Regions from separate parts of the Homo sapiens genome. Here region 2 is linked to region 1. The links are chromatin loops, found by intact Hi-C in ENCODE. Cell type or tissue: dorsolateral prefrontal cortex. All regions are shown on one strand. Links, peaks and the distances in the headings refer to the core of each region. The heading gives the core; the rest is flanking DNA.

Region 1 (10,300 bases), core at 1,306-9,305:
TTTGCCTAAAACATGCAGTTTCACAGTTATGCAAACCTGGGACAAGGTCTTTTCTCATATTAGGGTGAGAATGAGGCCAAGAGAGCAAGCAGTGCAGCCTGTGTCATTGTCTATCTGCTGAATGTTGGTAGCCCTTCTTCTAAAGAGAAACCAACACAGAGAAAACAGGCAGTATTGCTAAAAAACCATCTGTGAATGGTGCGGTAGGTCACAGGAAACAGAACATCTTTTGGGGCTCCCCCACCCCCATAGAAAGAATGCAAGACTTGGGACTATTCTATAAACTTTTCAGCGCCTTAATGGGTGGTTGCTGAGGACCCTGGGAATATAATCCAGTAAGTTTTCGCACTTATCCCCTCCCCACCAAATAAACAAGTTGCACTGGTTTTCCTAAATCTCTCTCTGAAGACTTGGTTGAAATTGAAGTGGTCAGTATTATGTTGGGTCAGAGGTTAAATTCTGGACTAAATTGGGGGAACACAGAGACTTAGAAGGATTGAGGATAAGTGATAAAGTTTTTGTTAAACTGTAAAATGCATTTAGGATTTAACATTTAAGCACCATTGTTTAGAAAATGCCATGATTCAAGCTGACATGAAAATGTGTGTGTGTGTGTGTATTCATATGGCTCCTTTCCCAGCTCTTAAAGCCTCGCCATGACTCACTGCTCTTTTTCCCCCAGTAAATAATCTTCACCATGAATTGAATTAACTGGAAATGACAGATAGCAATGTTTTATTTTATTATTACTATAAATCAGTAGTAGCTAAAGGATGTTTGCTTGGTAGGTCTGGACTCTTTAGTCTTTGAGTTTCCTGAAGGTCAGAGGTTTTTAAAATTCAGAAGGGTATTAAGTGTGGGTCCTGAGGTTATCTTTCTGTTTGCGAGAGGGATAGACTAGAGATAATACTTTTTAAATACTTCTTTTTTTTTTTTTTTGACAGAGTCTCGCTCTGTCACCCAGGCTGGAGTGCAGTGGCGGGATTTTGCCTCACTGCAAACTCTGCTTCCTGAGTTCAAGCAATTCTCCTGCCTCAGCCTCCTGAGTAGCTGGGATTCTAGGTGTGTGCCACCATGGTCAGCTAATTTTGTTTTTTGTTTGTTTGTTTGTTTTGGTTTTTTTGAGACGGAGTCTCACTCTGTCACCCAAGCTGGAGTACAGTGGCGCGATCTCGGCTCACTGCAAACTCCAACTCCCGGGTTCTTGCCATTCTCCTGCCTCAGCCTCCCGAGTAGCTGGGATTACAGGCGCCCGCCACCAGGCCCAGCTAATTTTTTTGTATTTTTATTAGAGACGGGGTTTCACTGTGTTAGCCAGGATGGTCTCAAACTCCCGACCTCAGGTGAGCCACCCTCCTCGGCCTCCCAAAGTTCTGGGATTACAGGTGTGAGCCACTGCTCCTGGCCTAAAAGACTTCTTATAACCCAGGAGAATTTAAAACATAAAAAAAAGGACTTCTTATAAAAAAAATTTTTTTTTTAGTAGAGATGGCATTTTGCCATGTTGGTCAGGTTGGCCTCGAACCCTTGACATCAGGTGATCCACCTGCCTCGTGGTGGTGGACGTCTGTAATCCCAGCTACTGAGGAGGCTGAGACATGAGAATAGCTTGAACCTGGGAGGCGGAATTTGCAGTGAGCCGAGATTGTGCCATTGCACTCCAGCCTGGGCAGCAGAGCGATTCTCAAAAAAAAAAAAAAAAAGTTTCTCCTGGTTGCTTTCTGAATGAATGGCTTGAGCATTTAGGTTCTTTTTTATAGGGAAATTTTTCTTTATTGCAGTGAAAGAAGTTAAGATGCTTCAGGAACTGAGGCTGCTTTATGCAGCACTTAACACAGTAGTAAGAAAGTACTCTGGATGCATTTGTTGATTAAATGATTGAAAAGTCAGCTGCTCGACTCTTTTCTCTATTAATAAAAACAAATGTAATCCTGGCACACAAACTGTAATCTGAAAATGGGTTTTAGAAATCCACTCTACTGAATAAATGGGCCATTAGAGCCTTTCATTATTGAGGTTAAGAAGGTACATTAGACTAGATGGAGGTGGGAATGAGGAGGAGGGAGAGGTATGTTTAACGATTTCTAAATGTTGATAGAGAAGACATTTTAGCTCCCAAGTTTTCATCTACCTAATATTCCTACTGACAGCATAAAAAATCATAATGTCTGGAAATTATCAGGAACTGTGAAGGGTTGAGATTTTATCCTACTTGTAAGTTAATACATTAGCCTGCTACAGTTTCATAGATGCTGACAGAACTCCTGGGTTGGAAACAAAGAATTTTATTACTCAGATTGACAGCAATAGGCAGAGTATCAATTTTTTGTGGCAGTTCCTTGAGCCCCATTTTCCACAGGGTGATGTGAAGAAGGCCAGGTGACACCTGCACATGAGCCACATGACAAGAGAAGAACTCTGAAACCAGGGAACTGAAATCCATTACAATGCACAGTAAGCATGCCTACCCTGTTGCTGGAGGTAAATTCTGTATCTTTCAAGGCTACTTTCTATGCAGAATCCTTGAAAAAGATATTTCAAAGCAAAAGAAGTCAGTGCCTCAAAGAAGGTACATTCTGTGTATTTCAGGGCTACTTTCCATGCAGAATCCTTGAAAATATATTTCAGAACAAAAGAAGTCAGCGTCTCTAATTGCAAGATGTTCAGAAAGTGAGAGTCCCACGGAGAAACTGTCCTCCAACGAAGTTCTTGGAAGAATGTGATATCTATGCCCAATGCATGCTGTTTCTTTTCCACTGCTATCGTTAAGCCACCATCTTAAATGTAGTGGTTTTCTCTGCTTTCAGTTTCTGCTTTCAAGTCTGGTTTGGAATTACCCTGGGTATCTTTATTTTTCTTGAGTCTTCCCCTTAAGGGTTCCCAGGAATCTTCGCAAACAAGGAAGGTGACAACTCAGCTAGGTCTCAGGAAGGAGGAAGTAACTTTTTCTGGGACAAATAACGACACTTGATGGACCCAGGCATGCCATAGTGACACTTGATTGATCTAGGGGAGAATAAATAAGAGGGGAACAAATGCAGTGTGGGTTAGAATGGGCAAATAAAGGAGAAGAGAGAAAGGGAGAGAAGGATCAAATACGACTCCTCCTTCTCCCAATAAAAGGGCTATGTAGTACAGTGTGGGGGATGAGAAATGAAGAGAACAGAGTTATGTGACAGAGCTTGACAACCACTGTTTATGACAAGCAGGTTGGTGAGCAGAAAACAAAAGAGAAAGAGAAGGAGGAAAAAAAGGAGACGTGAGAAATTGATGGAGATTTGCATAGTTCAAATCTAACTGCATTAGTTAAAATTTTTCCTTGAATATTTTTATCTGCCATTTCCAGTAGAATCAGGGATGGTATTTAGCATCTATTTATGAAAAGTAACACAGTGAGTCATAGAATACTGGTAAGGCTAAAGCCCCAGAGGAAACTGTGTGGGTAGCAGAGAAATCAAGCTTTCATACATTGAAGTAGCTGCAAAAGATAAAGATTCTTTTTTTTTAAGTCCCTCTATTTAGTATAGTGAACAATTTAAAGGAAGCTTGAAGAAAACATGTTATGTAAGTAAAAAGTGAATGTTTGATTTCTACAACTTACAGAGAAAGTTAAATGAATTCAGACTTTTTTTATAGGTGTAAGTGGGACTCCACCAGCACCACCAGACTTTGTGAATGGTGTCTGTGTCCAGAAGGCACCATCTTGCAATCAAGCTTTTTAATCTTCTCAGCATCCATAAAGACTTCACTAAATCTCTTTAACAGCAAAGCAAACAATGTGTCCATCAATGGGACAAAAACATGAACCAGATTGCCTCACTGCAAGCCCAGATTTGGACCCACAGTGTTAAACTATAATGGAAATTAATAAGGTGGAAAATCAAGAGAGAGAAAACATACCATTTCTTCCTCTCTCTCTTTGATCAAAGTTGACTCTCCTCTCTAAGATAGTGGGAGGTGATATGGCAGGTAGTTCTTTTCACACTGACTCACAGAACTGCTCTGTGCAAGAAACAACTCCCTCTTTGTGAAATCCAGGAACATCATGGCTGAGGCAAACAGAAATGCATGAGTAAAGGGATGTGCTGTTCAAATGGGCAGAGATGAGCAGCCTACCCTTGTGATCTTTCATACAGAAGGACTTCTGTTTGTAAAAGGCAGGGAAGGAGAGCTTGCTGAAGAAGCTGCCCTCAACAACAATATTTTTGGATTCTTACATGCTGATCTTTTAAGAAGTAGCTGAATTTCCTCATGAAACACTGTGTTTTTTCTCGTCTTCAAATGACTCAATCTGGCGTGCTGGAAATTTCAGTTTGTGGCCCAGCTTTCCTGCAGAATAGCTACATGGTCTTGCACAAGGTTTGCAATCCATGGAGAAGATAAGACAATGGGTATAAAATGTTAAGTCCTAGATGAATGAAAATAATAATTATTATGTAAGGAGTATCCCAAATCCATTTTCCTTCCTAAGGAGAAGACTTAAATTAGCCCTGTCCAAAAAAGAAATTCTTGCTAATTTTCTTTTTATCTCCAATCACCAGCATCCCGACCACAGGTCTTAACCTAGCATAGTATCCTTCCTCTTTCTTTGTTTCTTCCTGTAGAGTGTGAATACTACTTTTAATCTTATGTAGGTATTATTCGATGATTATTATTCTACTCTTTCTGTTCTCTACATATTGATCCTGCAAATATTGGCTGTTTCAGAGAGTGGAAATCTCTCAAGGGCATGGAATCATAAAAGTGAAACACAACTAGGTGTTGACTAATACTTTGTGTTAACTTGAAGACAAGGTTGATGATGATAATGATGATCTTTTTCACAGTTTACTAAAAGTAAGGGAAGTGGTAAATTTATTCCCAAACATCCCTCAGAGAAAGATCCTAAGATGTATGCAAAAATCATGGAGAGAGAAAAAAATAATGAAGAAAAGGAAGAATGACCTAGTCTTGTCCTTTTACATGTATAGAGAGCATTTCCACTTCTACATTTCATCATTATGTGAAATTCAACATGTCTTAAACCAAACTCTCTTTTCTCCCTCAAAGCAGCTCTCCTGATTAGCGTCCCCATTTCAGGTTTATTCTCATAGCTTCCTAAGCTCAAAACCCCTGAGTCATTTATTACTGCTGCCTCTTCCACGCACTCATACCCAATCAGTAATCAAGTTCGTTGTTTCTGCCTTCAAAATAATTTTCATATTTTTCCCCTTCAGTTGCCATGGATACCGTAAAATTTCCCTTTTTGCTTCATGCCTGGACAACTGTGGTAACTTCCCGAGTCTCTCGGCTCCAATCTGCCTTGCAGACAGCTGCTGCTGGAATAATTTCTTTTGCCATGTCATACCCCTGCCCAGAACCCTGCAGTGGCTCCTCACTGTTCTTACTTAAAACCCAAATCCTTTAAAGAAATTTGCATGGCCTTCTATAATCTGACCATATTTAAAGAATCCCTGCTAATTTACACGATGACTTTGTGCAAAATTGAGAAGTCACCCCCTCTGGGCATAGGAAGCCTTGCGATTTAAGGCTCAGCTAAAGAATCAAGCCTTTTTGCATTCTAAAAGGTGGTCTCATCCTTAGGGTGTACCCTGTCCTGCTGTAGAGTACACAGGGCCCTTAGAGAGCAGGGCAAAGGCTGTTTTTCAGCCTCCAACCACTCAGAGGTCCTAGGAGTAACCCTCACGGCCATAGGCAGGCCCTGCAGCCTTCCTGTTCAACCTGATTTCTTTTTGCATGGAAGCTCAATCCTTCTCTCGGACAACTTTGCTTTCCCTGAACAAGCTGTACTTAAGTTTACCAGAGTCCCTTGACTCATGTTTTTTGCATTTCTTGAAATACACTTCTGTTTCTTCATAGCTGGATAATTCTTGCTTGCCCTTCAAAGTTCACCTCCAATGTTACTCCTGTGGGAAGCCTTTTCTAACTCCATCGTCTGAAAAAAAATGACCTTCTTAGTTCCTATAGCAGTGTGCATACTCAGTTGTAGTACAGAGGAGTCAAATTTGATAACCTACGATGCAGATGGGCCAGAGTATGTACTTTTCAAATTTTGGGTGGCTGATTTTATGTGGCTCTGGATTTTAAGGTAACTCTGTGTGTTTTGGATAAATAATCTGACACTTCAAATGTTCTAACTGCCCTCTCTAGGGAGTAGATAGAGTCTGGAAGCAAGGGAAGGTTTGCGTGAATTAATGGTATCCAGGAAGCAGGGGAGAGGTGGGCAATTTATGTGCTGTCCTTCTTTGCTTGCTTCTGGGGCTCTAGTTAAGCTCATCCCACCTGGTCTTTGGGAGTCAGCCTCTATTTACATTAAAGCTGCTACTGAGCAGCGTATGGCTGTTGTAACTCCACTCAGGTTGTATTCTTCCAGGATGGGTGAGGCATGATGATGGCTCTTGTGATATGATTACACACACACACACACACACACACACACACACACACACACACACACACACACACACAGGTTTTCATATACAGTTCCTAGCTCAGAAACCTCATAATCTTTGTTATATTCTTTTGTCACAATGTTGGGGTACTTTAGGCCTTAGGAACAGGCCTCAGAAAATGGAATCTCTCTCTCTGACCTTCTCCTGCCTTCTTTTCACCTGCCCAAGGCAGGACTCTCATCTGATTGTGGGTCATGAGAACCTCATTCCAGAGTGGGTTCTACCCCATACTCCGCAGGAAGGAATGCTGCACAGAGAGATCCAGAAAACCCTGAGCAGGCAGGCCTTGCTGGGTTTATTCAGGTCATATCCTTTCTGTACAGTCACATTGTGACACAGTTGTCCATGCTTCCAGACCTTCCCTATGTATCTCTTCATTTGGCTGTTTATTTGTATTCTTTAAAATATCCTTCATAACATACCAGTAAATATGTTTCTGTAAGTTCTATGAGCTGCTCTAATAAATAAATCAAACCCAAAGATAGGGTCATGGGAACCCCAACTTGAAGCTGATCGGTCAGGAGTTCTGGAGGCCTGGACTTGAGGCTGGTGGGAGAAGGGGGCAGACTTGTAGGACTGAGCCCTCCATATGTGATATCTGTTGCTGTTTCTGGGTACATAATGTTAGAACTGATTGGAGGATACCCGGGGAAAAACCCCCACACTTTGGTCACAGAAGTCTTCTTCTGTGTTGATGATTGTTGTTGTGGTATGAGGGCAGAGGAAAACATGGTTTGCGTGTTGCTCTGAAACAGTATCCAAAGTGTTTGGCCATCACCTCTTGTTGATCAGGCCCCACGCTGGCTCTCGCGGTGCTTCAGATTCCCAGTGACTCCATTCCATCCCCAGCTTGGCCCATCGTTGCCTTGAGTAAGTTCACCAGCCAGCACTCATGGTCCACATTCCCGGAGGCATTCAGGAGCTTCTGGACTCCTTCCACATCATATGAGCACCATGGGAGTCAGTTGTCCCATAGCAGGCCTGTCTCTGTGGACACTTCCCTTTGTTGTTCTACCACTCCAAGGCCAGCTTGGATAGCCTAGGAAAGCAGGGCACTAGCATGGAAAAAATGCTTGTGGGTTCTGTCTCAATGTGCCTGGAGTTTTGTGGCAATTTCTGCTGCTGCAAAACCCTCCAGTCTCTATATACCTGGCCCCTGTGCTGGGGATAAACTCAGGGACTCATGATCATCTTCTCCCTTGTCTAGTCTTCTGTAGCTCTCCCTGTCTGATTTCTATCCCTCAAGTCAGAGGTCCTTTCCACTTTATTTTTACTCCTTGGATAGATGGCAACTTCCCTTAAATCATAATCCTTAAATTTCTCTAAAGAAAAATTTTTGTCTTTATTATCTAAGCTTTACTTGAAACTCAGACAATTTGGAGGTTTATCTTTACTATCTAAGGTTCACTTAGACAGTAAAGATAAGAGCTTTACAACATAGTAATATAATATAATATAATATAAGCTTTACTATCTAAAGGTTATAGTAAAATCATATGTTTCAAATTTCAAGTTTTGCTCCTGATATGGAAAGAGAAGTTGTTTACCTTTAGAAGTACCTTGATTTCTGAGAAAACCCTGGTTTTCATGACCACAGCTTTGCCATGGGCCTCATGATTCTCTGTTGCAAATCAAATGCTGAATGGTGGCCTTTTCTTTGCATTCTAGTTAAAACAAAATCTTCCTAGAGGTAACAGTGTATCTGGTTTAGTAGAGCACAGCCTTATGCAAGGAAGAGTGAAGAAAATCATTAATAAATTAAAAAATATTATCCACTGCCATAAAAACTCTTAAACTTTTATTGTAACCACAGGTTCACTGGACTGTCATTCCTTCTTAACTGAAAGTCTTCCAGGGGACTCTCTCTTACTCAACTTTGTGTCCTAATATAAGAAAAACAAAAGCAAGGTTTAGGGCCACCTTCTATCCTCTTCTGGTCCAATGGAGAAGACAAGAGAGGATCTCAAAGGCAGGGAACAGCACATACAAGGTAGAGAGGATAGATGAGCATTATTCTGGAAGCTTCTGAGTTCTTAAACAATTGAGTTCTACAGTGATTGATCAGGCAAGAATTTCCAGTCCTGCAAGTGGATATCCATAAAGGCAAGGACTAGATGTATGCTTTGTTGCTTCAGGCTGCTAAGAAGAGAAAACCATACAGCTCTCATTTTTATGGAGCTGGCTAGGAATAGTGCTGGCCCTTATGAATAATACCATACGTTCAAGGATTGGGATGTCCATGTGTAAGTAATAATAATAGTACAACAGCTATCAATTACTGAGCTCAGTACTATGTGCCAAGGGCTCTTCAGAAAGCTTCACATATATTAACTCATTTAATCCTTACCACAGTGCTATAAAATAGCTTCTGTTATTAACTTCATTTTACAGAGATGGAGCTAGAGGTGCACAGAGATGAGCTGATTTTTCTAAGGTCACACAACTAGAAATTAGCAGAGCTACAATGTAAACACAGGGAGGGTAACTTCAGGGCCACTATTCTGTATCTCTAACCCAACAATCCTGCGGAGACAATTCAAACATATTAGTTGTGCCTAAATTCAAAGTATTGCATTATAATAAAGCTATAAATCTATTTTCTATTTCAGGCTTATAGTCCTCAGCGAATTGCAGAAAGAATCTGGTGAACAAAAGAAGAACAACCTTGTTTCAAGTAGCAGATGTGCAAGGAGGGTCCACAAGGAAATTTCCCAAAAGGAAAATAGGTTCATACACAGATCATAGAAAATTCACTTTTATAATCCAAATAGTTTTCTAACTTTATTTCAAGTAAAATTTTTTTCCCCAAATAACATATTCCAAAGCAGTAAGATAGATCAAAGTGATGCTACAAAGCTTGAAATGGGGATGAGAGCTCAGAGTCTTAAATGCTCAACTTGCTGCACCCCACTGAAGCATTCGATAAATTCACTGTACTCCTTCTAGTACCCTTTTTCTGGGTCATTCTGCCACAAATTTTAAAATTCCAAGTATGATTAAAAGAAAGAGCTACTTTTCAAAATAGAGTCTGAAACTAGCTTTATGATATTTTATTTGAACATCCACATGTGTAAGCGTTAGAATTGCTGGGAAGATAACTGCTTAATTGACCAGGTGTGCACATCAGTTGTTGGGAGAAAGAGAAAATACCATTGATTTAATTTTTTAAAAAAAAATTCAACTTTTATTTTAGACACAAGAGGGTACAGGTGTAGGTTTGTTACATGTAAATATTGCATGATGATAAATTTTGGAGTATGGATCCCATCATCCGAGGTAGTGAGCATAGTACCCAATAGGTAGTTTTTGAACTCCCCCCTCTAGTAGTTCCCAGTGTCTATTGTTCATCTGTTGTTCCCATATTTATGTCCATGTGTGCTCAATATTTAGCTACCACTTGTAAGTGAGAATATGCAGTGTTTTGTTTTCTGTTCCTGCATTAATTCTCTTAGTACTATGGCTTCTAACTGCATCCATGTTGTTGCACAGGACATGATTTTATTCTTTTTTAAGGCTGCATAGTATTCCATGGTGCATATGTACCAGATTTTCTTTATCCAATCTACCATTGATGGGCACCTGGATTGATTCCATGTCTTTTCTATTGTGAATAGTGCAGCAATAAACATACGAGTGAATGTGTCTTTTTGGTAGAATGATTTATTTTCCTTTGAGTATATACCCAGCAGTGGGGTTGTTGAGTCAAATAATAGCTCTGTTTTAATGTTTTAAGTTCTTTGAGAAATCTCCAGACTGCTTTCCTCAGTGGCTGGACTAATTTGCATTCCCATCAACAGTGTTCCCTTTTCTCTGCAGTCTCGCTAGCATCTGTTGTTTTTTGACTTTTT
Region 2 (10,300 bases), core at 1,564-9,563, 260 kb after region 1:
ATTAAATAGGGAATCCTTTCCCCATTGCTTGTTTTTCTCAGGTTTGTCAAAGATCAGATAGTTGTAGATATGCGGCATTATTTCTGAGGGCTCTGTTCTGTTCCATTGATCTATATCTCTGTTTTGGTACCAGTACCATGCTGTTTTGGTTACTGTAGCCTTGTAGTATAGTTTGAAGTCAGGTAGTGTGATGCCTCCAGCTTTGTTCTTTTGGCTTAGGATTGACTTGGCAATGCGGGCTCTTTTTTGGTTCCATATGAACTTTAAAGTAGTTTTTTCCAATTCTGTGAAGAAAGTCATTGGTAGCTTGATGGGGATGGCATTGAATCTGTAAATTACCTTGGGCAGTATGGCCATTTTCACGATATTGATTCTTCCTACCCATGAGCATGGAATGTTCTTCCATTTGTTTGTCTCCTCTTTTATTTCCTTGAGCAGTGGTTTGTAGTTCTCCTTGAAGAGGTCCTTCACATCCCTTGTAAGTTGGATTCCTAGGTATTTTATTCTCTTTGAAGCAATTGTGAATGGGAGTTCACCCATGATTTGGCTCTCTGTTTGTCTGTTGTTGGTGTATAAGAATGCTTGTGATTTTTGTACATTGATTTTGTATCCTGAGACTTTGCTGAAGTTGCTTATCAGCTTAAGGAGATTTTGGGCTGAGACGATGGGGTTTTCTAGATAAACAATCATGTCGTCTGCAAACAGGGACAATTTGACTTCCTCTTTTCCTAATTGAATACCCTTTATTTCCTTCTCCTGCCTGATTGCCCTGGCCAGAACTTCCAACACTATGTTGAATAGGAGCGGTGAGAGAGGGCATCCCTGTCTTGTGCCGGTTTTCAAAGGGAATGCTTCCAGTTTTTGCCCATTCAGTATGATATTGGCTGTGGGTTTGTCATAGATAGCTCTTATTATTTTGAAATACGTCCCATCAATACCTAATTTATTGAGAGTTTTTAGCATGAAGGGTTGTTGAATTTTGTCAAAGGCTTTTTCTGCATCTATTGAGATAATCATGTGGTTTTTGTCTTTGGCTCTGTTTATATGCTGGATTACATTTATTGATTTGCGTATATTGAACCAGCCTTGCATCCCAGGGATGAAGCCCACTTGATCATGGTGGATAAGCTTTTTGATGTGCTGCTGGATTCGGTTTGCCAGTATTTTATTGAGGATTTTTGCATCAATGTTCATCAAGGATATTGGTCTAAAATTCTCTTTTTTGGTTGTGTGTCTGCCCGGCTTTGGTATCAGGATGATGCTGGCCTCATAAAATGAGTTAGGGAGGATTCCCTCTTTTTCTATTGATTGGAATAGTTTCTGAAGGAATGGTGCCAGCTCCTCCTTGTACCTCTGGTAGAATTCGGCTGTGAATCCATCTGGTCCTGGACTCTTTTTGGTTGGTAAACTATTGATTATTGCCACAATTTCAGAGCCTGTTATTGGTCGATTCAGAGATTCAACTTCTTCCTGGTTTAGTCTTGGGAGAGTGTATGTGTCGAGGAATGTATCCATTTCTTCTAGATTTTCTAGTTTATTTGCGTAGAGGTGTTTGTAGTATTCTCTGATGGTAGTTTGTATTTCTGTGGGATCGGTGGTGATATCCCCTTTATCATTTTTTATTGTGTCTATTTGATTCTTCTCTCTTTTTTTCTTTATTAGTCTTGCTAGCGGTCTATCAATTTTGTTGATCCTTTCAAAAAACCAGCTCCTGGATTCATTGATTTTTTGAAGGGTTTTTTGTGTCTCTATTTCCTTCAGTTCTGCTCTGATTTTAGTTATTTCTTGCCTTCTGCTAGCTTTTGAATGTGTTTGCTCTTGCTTTTCTAGTTCTTTTAATTGTGATGTTAGGGTGTCAATTTTGGATCTTTCCTGCTTTCTCTTGTAGGCATTTAGTGCTATAAATTTCCCTCTACACACTGCTTTGAGTGCGTCCCAGAGATTCTGGTATGTGGTGTCTTTGTTCTCGTTGGTTTCAAAGAACATCTTTATTTCTGCCTTCATTTCGTTATGTACCCAGTAGTCATTCAGGAGCAGGTTGTTCAGTTTCCATGTAGTTGAGCGGCTTTGAGTGAGATTCTTAATCCTGAGTTCTAGTTTGATTGCACTGTGGTCTGAGAGATAGTTTGTTATAATTTCTGTTCTTTTACATTTGCTGAGGAGAGCTTTACTTCCAACTATGTGGTCAATTTTGGAATAGGTGTGGTGTGGTGCTGAAAAAAATGTATATTCTGTTGATTTGGGGTGGAGAGTTCTGTAGATGTCTATTAGGTCTGCTTGGTGCAGAGCTGAGTTCAATTCCTGGGTATCCTTGTTGACTTTGTGTCTCGTTGATCTGTCTAATGTTGACAGTGGGGTGTTAAAGTCTCCCATTATTAATGTGTGGGAGTCTAAGTCTCTTTGTAGGTCACTGAGGACTTGCTTTATGAATCTGGGTGCTCCTGTATTGGGTGCATAAATATTTAGGATAGTTAGCTCCTCTTGTTGAATTGATCCCTTTACCATTATGTAATGGCCTTCTTTGTCTCTTTTGATCTTTGTTGGTTTAAAGTCTGTTTTATCAGAGACTAGGATTGCAACCCCTGCCTTTTTTTGTTTTCCATTGGCTTGGTAGATCTTCCTCCATCCTTTTATTTTGAGCCTATGTGTGTCTCTGCACGTGAGATGGGTTTCCTGAATACAGCACACTGATGGGTCTTGACTCTTTATCCAACTTGCCAGTCTGTGTCTTTTAATTGCAGAATTTAGTCCATTTATATTTAAAGTTAATATTGTTATGTGTGAATTTGATCCTGTCATTATGATGTTAGCTGGTGATTTTGCTCATTAGTTGATGCAGTTTCTTCCTAGTCTCGATGGTCTTTACATTTTGGCATGATTTTGCAGCGGCTGGTACCGGTTGTTCCTTTCCATGTTTAGCGCTTCCTTCAGGAGCTCTTTTAGGGCAGGCCTGGTGGTGACAAAATCTCTCAACATTTGCTTGTCTATAAAGTATTTTATTTCTCCTTCACTTATGAAGCTTAGTTTGGCTGGATATGAAATTCTGGGTTGAAAATTCTTTTCTTTAAGAATGTTGAATATTGGCCCCCACTCTCTTCTGGCTTGTAGGGTTTCTGCCGAGAGATCCGCTGTTAGTCTGATGGGCTTTCCTTTGAGGGTAACCCGACCTTTCTCTCTGGCTGCCCTTAACATTTTTTCCTTCATTTCAACTTTGGTGAATCTGACAATTATGTGTCTTGGAGTTGCTCTTCTCGAGGAGTATCTTTGTGGCGTTCTCTGTATTTCCTGAATCTGAACGTTGGCCTGCCTTGCTAGATTGGGGAAGTTCTCCTGGATAATATCCTGCAGAGTGTTTTCCAACTTGGTTCCATTCTCCACATCACTTTCAGGTACACCAATCAGACGTAGATTTGGTCTTTTCACATAGTCCCATATTTCTTGGAGGCTTTGCTCATTTCTTTTTATTCTTTTTTCTCTAAACTTCCCTTCTCGCTTCATTTCATTCATTTCATCTTCCATTGCTGATACCCTTTCTTCCAGTTGATCGCATCGGCTCCTGAGGCTTCTGCATTCTTCACGTAGTTCTCGAGCCTTGGTTTTCAGCTCCATCAGCTCCTTTAAGCACTTCTCTGTATTGGTTATTCTAGTTATACATTCTTCTAAATTTTTTTCAAAGTTTTCAACTTCTTTGCCTTTGGTTTGAATGTCCTCCCGTAGCTCAGAGTAATTTGATCGTCTGAAGCCTTCTTCTCTCAGCTCGTCAAAATCATTCTCCATCCAGCTTTGTTCTGTTGCTGGTGAGGAACTGCGTTCCTTTGGAGGAGGAGAGGCGCTCTGCGTTTTAGAGTTTCCAGTTTTTCTGTTCTGTTTTTTCCCCATCTTTGTGGTTTTATCTACTTTTGGTCTTTGATGATGGTGATGTACAGATGGGTTTTCGGTGTAGATGTCCTTTCTGGTTGTTAGTTTTCCTTCTAACAGACAGGACCCTCAGCTGCAGGTCTGTTGGAATACCCTGCCGTGTGAGGTGTCAGTGTGCCCCTGCTGGGGGGTGCCTCCCAGTTAGGCTGCTCGGGGGTCAGGAGTCAGGGACCCACTTGAGGAGGCAGTCTGCCCATTCTCAGATCTCCAGCTGCGTGCTGGGAGAACCACTGCTCTCTTCAAAGCTGTCAGACAGGGACACTTAAGTCTGCAGAGGTTACTGCTTTCTTTTTGTTTGTCTGTGCCCTGCCCCCAGAGGTGGAGCCTACAGAGGCAGGCAGGCCTCCTTGAGCTGTGGTGGGCTCCACCCAGTTCGAGCTTCCCGGCTGCTTTGTTTACCTAAGCAAGCCTGGGCAATGGCGGGCGCCCCTCCCCCAGCCTCGTTGCCGCCTTGCAGTTTGATCTCAGACTGCTGTGCTAGCAATCAGCGAGATTCCGTGGGCGTAGGACCCTCCGAGCCAGGTGTGGGATATAGTCTCGTGGTGCGCCGTTTCTTAAGCCGGTCTGAAAAGCGCAATATTCGGGTGGGAGTGACCCGATTTTCCAGGTGCGTCCGTCACCCCTTTCTTTGACTCGGAAAGGGAACTCCCTGACCCCTTGCGCTTCCCAGGTGAGGCAATGCCTCGCCCTGCTTCGGCTCGCGCACGGTGCGCACACACACTGGCCTGCGCCCACTGTCTGGCACTCCCTAGTGAGATGAACCCGGTACCTCAGATGGAAATGCAGAAATCACCGTCTTCTGCGTCGCTCACGCTGGGAGCTGTAGACCGGAGCTGTTCCTATTCGGCCATCTTGGCTCCTCCCCTACAATTCTTTAAAAATGTAAAAACCATTTTGCAATCCAAAAACAGGTCATCAGGATGGATGTGACACACTGGCAGCAGTTTGCTGACCTGTGTTCTACTACATGGCTTAGCAATCTGTTTAGCCTTAGCCTGAAGCTTCCCCTCACTGTTTCCTTTCTTCTTTTACTTGTCTTCTTTTTTCTTTCCTTACATTTTATCCATGTTCTTTTAATGGAGAAGTTAAAAACCCAAGTGTGAAGTCAGCCAAGCCTGGGTGCAAATCTCAACCCCAATGCCAAATGTTGAATAACTGCAGACAAGTTACTTAATATCTTGTAGCCTCTGTTCCGGCACCTTTAACATGATCCTGTAAAAACATCCTCCTAAAACTGTTGGGAAGTTTGAGACAGAGGATGTGCCTGCAGTGAAATACTGGAGACAGTTCCAAAGGCTTCTGAGAGCTGATTGTTAAATTCTCAGGAAATTTACAAGCCAGCTCTTAGGCTGTTGGTAGCTTGAAATCAGCCATGGTGCACATACTTACACTACAGAAATTGGCAAACACTACAAATCAGTCTTCCTCCCCACTCCCCAGCCAGTTGTTAAATGTTTACAGCACACCACTGTATTCTAAGCACTTTTCCCCCCTCACTCTTCTTACCTCCTTGGATCTCCCTGTTTCCAGTTTCACACTGCAAGGAATTAATGATATACCAGGAGGAATCTTGAGAGAGGAAAACATGCAAGCCTCCCAGGAAACTCTTAACAATAAGATCTTCACAATTCACACATCCTTTTAACCACTGTTGTGTTTTTCAGGCTGCAGAGTGCTACCCACTCAGTTAACACCCGTTATGTTGAAAAGCATTTGCTTTTCACAAGGAGGCATGTAGACTTTCCTATAAGTGCCAATAGAGAAAAAAGTAGATTGCTCCGTGATTTCCCAAATGCTAAGTGCAGCGAGACTGAGAGCTAGTAGAGTTTCTGAAGATGCCATGTACAATTGATAGATTCTGTTAATAAACCTAAGAGGAAGAACAAATTTGTGAAAGGAAAACACTTAACTAAAATGAATGGGCATTTCAAACCAGAAAATCTTCTGGGAGATATTCTTCTTCCTGAGTGGGGCATTAAGTTTTAATTATTTTTTATGGTAGAATAAAATATTCTTCTTTTCCTTGACTTATAATCTTTTAGGTTCACTATTTGACCCAGAAAATGAAGATACAAGATTTAAATTCTTTTCAGAGAATCCATTGTTTTTTGTTTTGTTTGGTTTTGTTTTTATTCAATTTAACAAACTATTGAATACTCTACCAGCTAGGAGTTGTGCTTGGCTTCTAGCCACAGAGACCACAGGACAGTGGTTTCAAGGAGATAAAAGTTTGTTTCACTGAAATGTGAAAGAAGTCTAGAGTTATGCATCTAAAGCTGACATGACACCTCTTTCTATTTTTGTCTTCCTTAAACTATAGCACCAGGCATTCATCCTTAATGTTCCTTCATGGTCCAAGATGGCTGCCAAAGCTGTATTAACCACATCCACATGCTCGGCAGAAAGGTGGGAGAAGGTGGGAGAAGAGCTGTCTATGTTTCTCTCCAGAGATTTTCCAGAACTCCCACCCATCAGCTTCTGCTTGATCTTATGGACCACTCCTAGCTGCAAAGAAAGCTGAAAAACAGCCTTCAAGCTAAGCACATCACCACCCCAAATAAAGTCAGAGCTCAGTCACTAAAGAAAAAGGGAGAAGGGTTATCAGATGGGGAACCAGCAATGTGCATTTGCTATAAGTGTTCCTTGCTCAAACATTTGTGTGTGAAGGAGAGAGAGGATGGGGGGGTGGGGGGGTGGGAGAGGTGTGTTGAATTTTGGGGACAAAGTAAAAATACATTTTTAAAAAGAGATTAAGACATTTCATGGTCTCAGACAATGTGTGATTTGGTCAACAAGACTCACAGTCAAATACCCACAAATACTCACGTGCACATGCACAGCCACAAACACATGCATAGCCGCCTTTGTAGATGAAGTAAGTAAATGAATTTTTAAAAGCACAAACAGCCATGGAAACACTATGTTAATTCATGCTGCCAGTGTTCCAGAGCATATGATGCCTAAACTCTTTGCTTGGTTTCTCCCTATTTGGTCTAGAGTGGAGTGAGTTTGTGTGTGTATCTGTGAATGTACTCATCCTTTTTTGTAAAAATGGAAGTGGATAGAAAATGAAATAGAGAATTCTTTCCCAATTTATTTCTACTTCTCTCCTTCATTTTCTATGTTGAACTAAGAAAAAAACATTGTAATGCCATCACATATGTATATATGTATTTTTCCTGTGTCTTCTTTTAAAAAATATTTAAGATCTACAGAGATAGACGTAAAAACAATTTTAAAACATCAGGAAATGGGAGTAAAATGAAAATCATCACGAAAAAAGGCAACGTAGAAAGTAGTTAAGAGCTAAGATTCCAGGACTTTGTTCCAACCTGGCTCCCTTCTTTTCTCAGCTACACAACTTTGGGCAAATAATTTTGTGCATAAAACAAAGTTTGTGTTAAGTACTTATTTGTGGCATTTTCCACTCGTGGCATCATATCAGCACTCAATAAGTTTCAGATTTTGGAGCATTTTGAATTATGGATTTTCAGATGGGGATGCTCAGCCTGTAGCTATATGAAGTAGGTAATGATTTTATCACCATTTTGCAAACAAACAAAAAAAACCCTGAGGCTCAGAGAGGCAAAGTCTCCTGCTGAGCTTCACGGCTAGTTAAATGCTAGAATGAGGATTTGAACTCAGGATAGGATGTATTTTGCTGCTGATGTCTGAATGCCATCACTGACAGGTCTTCTTTGAGTGGACAGAATGTGTATGGGGGACTTGTTAATTTGGTGTGGACTCAGTTTTCAGAGGAAGGAAGTGAAGGGTGATTCAGAGCCCAGGGCATCCTGGAGTGAGACAGATCTGGATGGCAGCTGGGAGGAAAGTTGAGATCAGGGAGAATGTGGGAAGCTACTGGGCAGACAATGGCATAGAACAAGGAGGTGCAAGCATTCATTCATTTTTGCAATTTGTAAATGTTATCTACGAATTTCCTAGGTGCTGGGAATAGTAGTGACAGTGAAAGAAAGAAATGGTCTCTGCCCTTGTAAAGCTTACAGTCAAATGTTCAGAGATACTATTTATAGACTATCACAAGTAACTATAGAATTACAACTGTGATAAGTGAGTGCTTCAAAGAGGTTGAACATGGTGACATAAGATCCAGGTCAAGGACTTTGGATTGTGGGTAGTATGTCATAGCAATTCAAGCTCGCTGAGCTCCCACCCCATTTGCAAAGGTTTCCAAAGCAGGCACATGTCATTCACTAGGACTTGTTGGTAATTCAGAAAACTCTAGGAAAGCTAGACCAGTCCACCACTTCTGGAAAGAAAGAAGAGACACTCTCTACACAGGGTCATAGACTGCGTGAGTTCTTCTCATGAATGCAGGCTCAGGGTGAAGTCACATGGAAATATTCACGCACTGTAACAGAAAAAATGCTCAAACCAATGCTGGGGACAACCATGCCCCCATACGCAGCTGGGCATATTTCCAAGTAAGCTGACCTTTTGTTACATGCTTCTGGAGGCAAGTAGAAGAACAGCAATGAGCAGAAATCACACAAAAGTGCCTGACCTTGCTTGTTCTGGGGAGATAGTTTGACTCCAAAACACCTGCACTCAAATTATTTCAGGCTGTTGCTGACTGAAAATAGAGCTCTGGAGATAAGTTCTCTTCAATCCTGTGATTTAAAATCTTATCAAAAAAGATGCCTGGGAAAATTACACTGAGCAGCACAAATGACTTAAGAATCTAGGTCAATCTGTGAATGAGGTATTTACAAAGCACAGGAAGCTTGAGCCTCCCCTGGCCACCCGTAATCCCCTGGATGTTCATCCTCTGGTATCTTTGCATGTCCATGGATCTGACCTTCTCACTCCTTCTTGGGGGTCCTCTGGAACTCATGCTGTGTTATCAGAAAAATGTCTCTGCATTTTCAACTACTCTGAATTTGTCCTTTCCACTGTGGATGTGTCGCACACCCTAGGAAGGTACCACTTACGTCATCTTCTATGTAAATGGTATCCTATCAAGTTGGATAATGCCAGCAACACTGCCTCTACCTGTTGCCCTGCTAAATCCTTACTCTTCTAAGTGCAGGCTATTTTTTTTTTCTCTCTCACAGCTCATCCTTGTTTCCAAGTTTATCTTCAAAATAGTTTTCCTCCTGCCTTCAAAATCCCTAAGCCCTTCAGTTACCCAATAGCCCTCTTTGTTACTGTGAAACACAAACCCTGGAGAGCCCCCTTCTCCAGTGGCTTTAGCACCAGACTGTCCTTTATTGTACTGCTACTCACATCATTCTTGCACACTTCAATATTCATGTGTATAATCCATCCATCACTCTGGCCACCCCGTTCCTCAATCTCCTCACTTTCAACTATCTGTTCCTTCATCCCACCTCATTTATGTAACCCTATAATCATGTCCTTGACCTTGTAATCTTCTCGAAAATCTCAATTTTGAGTGCCCTGTTTTGTTTTGTTTTTTTTCTTTTTTATCACCAGCTCTTGTACTTTAGGCTCACTTCCTCTAAATATTTTTAATCCAAAAATTCCTTAGTCTCATCAAGATGACCCATCCATTGGAGCCACATTGAGAGAACTAACTCCACTTTCCTTCTTCCTTGCCCAGTGAAGAGTTTATGGTCATTATGATCATTTCTTTATAAACACTCTTAAATCACCAGCTTCCATTTCTGCAGAGCCAACCAGACTAAGCCCAAACCGATTAAACCCTACTATCTCTTACTCTAAACGTGCAGTCCACACAGCTGAATGTTTCTAGACAGAAACACACCACATGATTGCAAATCTCAAATAGGCACTAAAGTAGACATCTATAATTTTTCACTCTTCAAAACTGTTTCATAGTTTTTTCTCTCTTCTCAAATTTCATGCACCTGTGCCCTTCCACTCTTGACCTTGTGTTATATTTCACTAAAGAAATAGAAGCAGACATTAAACAAAGAACTTCTTCCCACCTCCAAATTCCCACCCTGTCTGCACTGGAGATGCTCGGTTTCCCCTCATGTTGGTTTGAATGAAGCATCCCTGCTCCTGGCAAAGGTGATCCGTATGCCTTTGCCCTGGACCTCAACTTCTCACCTTTTCCTAGAATCTGCTCCGGTAATTATCCTTTCGACTGTTTTGCATTATGGATCTTTCCCTCTCTACTAATTTATCCCAATCAGCACACAAGAATGCTGTAGTATCCTTGTCTTAAAATGAATAGCAAAAGAGCTCAAGCCCACATTTCTTCCAACCTCTGCCTTATTCCCAGTTTTCCCTCTATAGCAAACTTCCTCCAATATAGTAACCACTAGCCACATACCTGTGCTGTGTATTGAGATGTGCTGTGTAAACACACATACCAGATTTCAGAGCCTTTGTAAAATAAAAAAGTAAAGTATTGCCAGGCATGGTGGCCCAT

The links. Peaks named below come from ENCODE experiments on the same cell type or tissue, not always from the same donor. Only the 100,000 strongest peaks of a DNase experiment are listed, where the experiment ranks them.
Region 2: a loop joins it to region 1, with 2.9 times the contacts of the local background. A loop is called at or near these places in 3 of 110 quality-filtered maps.

Annotation. Positions count from the first base shown.
Region 1 is chr11:95,693,140-95,703,439 of GRCh38, reverse strand. It overlaps LOC107984377 (a long non-coding RNA gene), which reads right to left and starts at 4,083. Exons shown (of 2, transcript XR_001748337.2): 1 at 3,901-4,083; 2 at 2,266-3,006. In dorsolateral prefrontal cortex, for the core only: no CTCF peak of the experiment used is centred there; a DNase peak (open chromatin) is centred at 4,306; H3K27ac peaks cover 6,309 bases.
Region 2 is chr11:95,430,700-95,440,999 of GRCh38, reverse strand. No RefSeq gene overlaps it. Among named protein-coding and RNA genes, the nearest start is that of SESN3, 200 kb to the right of the region's middle. In dorsolateral prefrontal cortex, for the core only: no CTCF peak of the experiment used is centred there; no DNase peak of the experiment used is centred there; H3K27ac peaks cover 571 bases.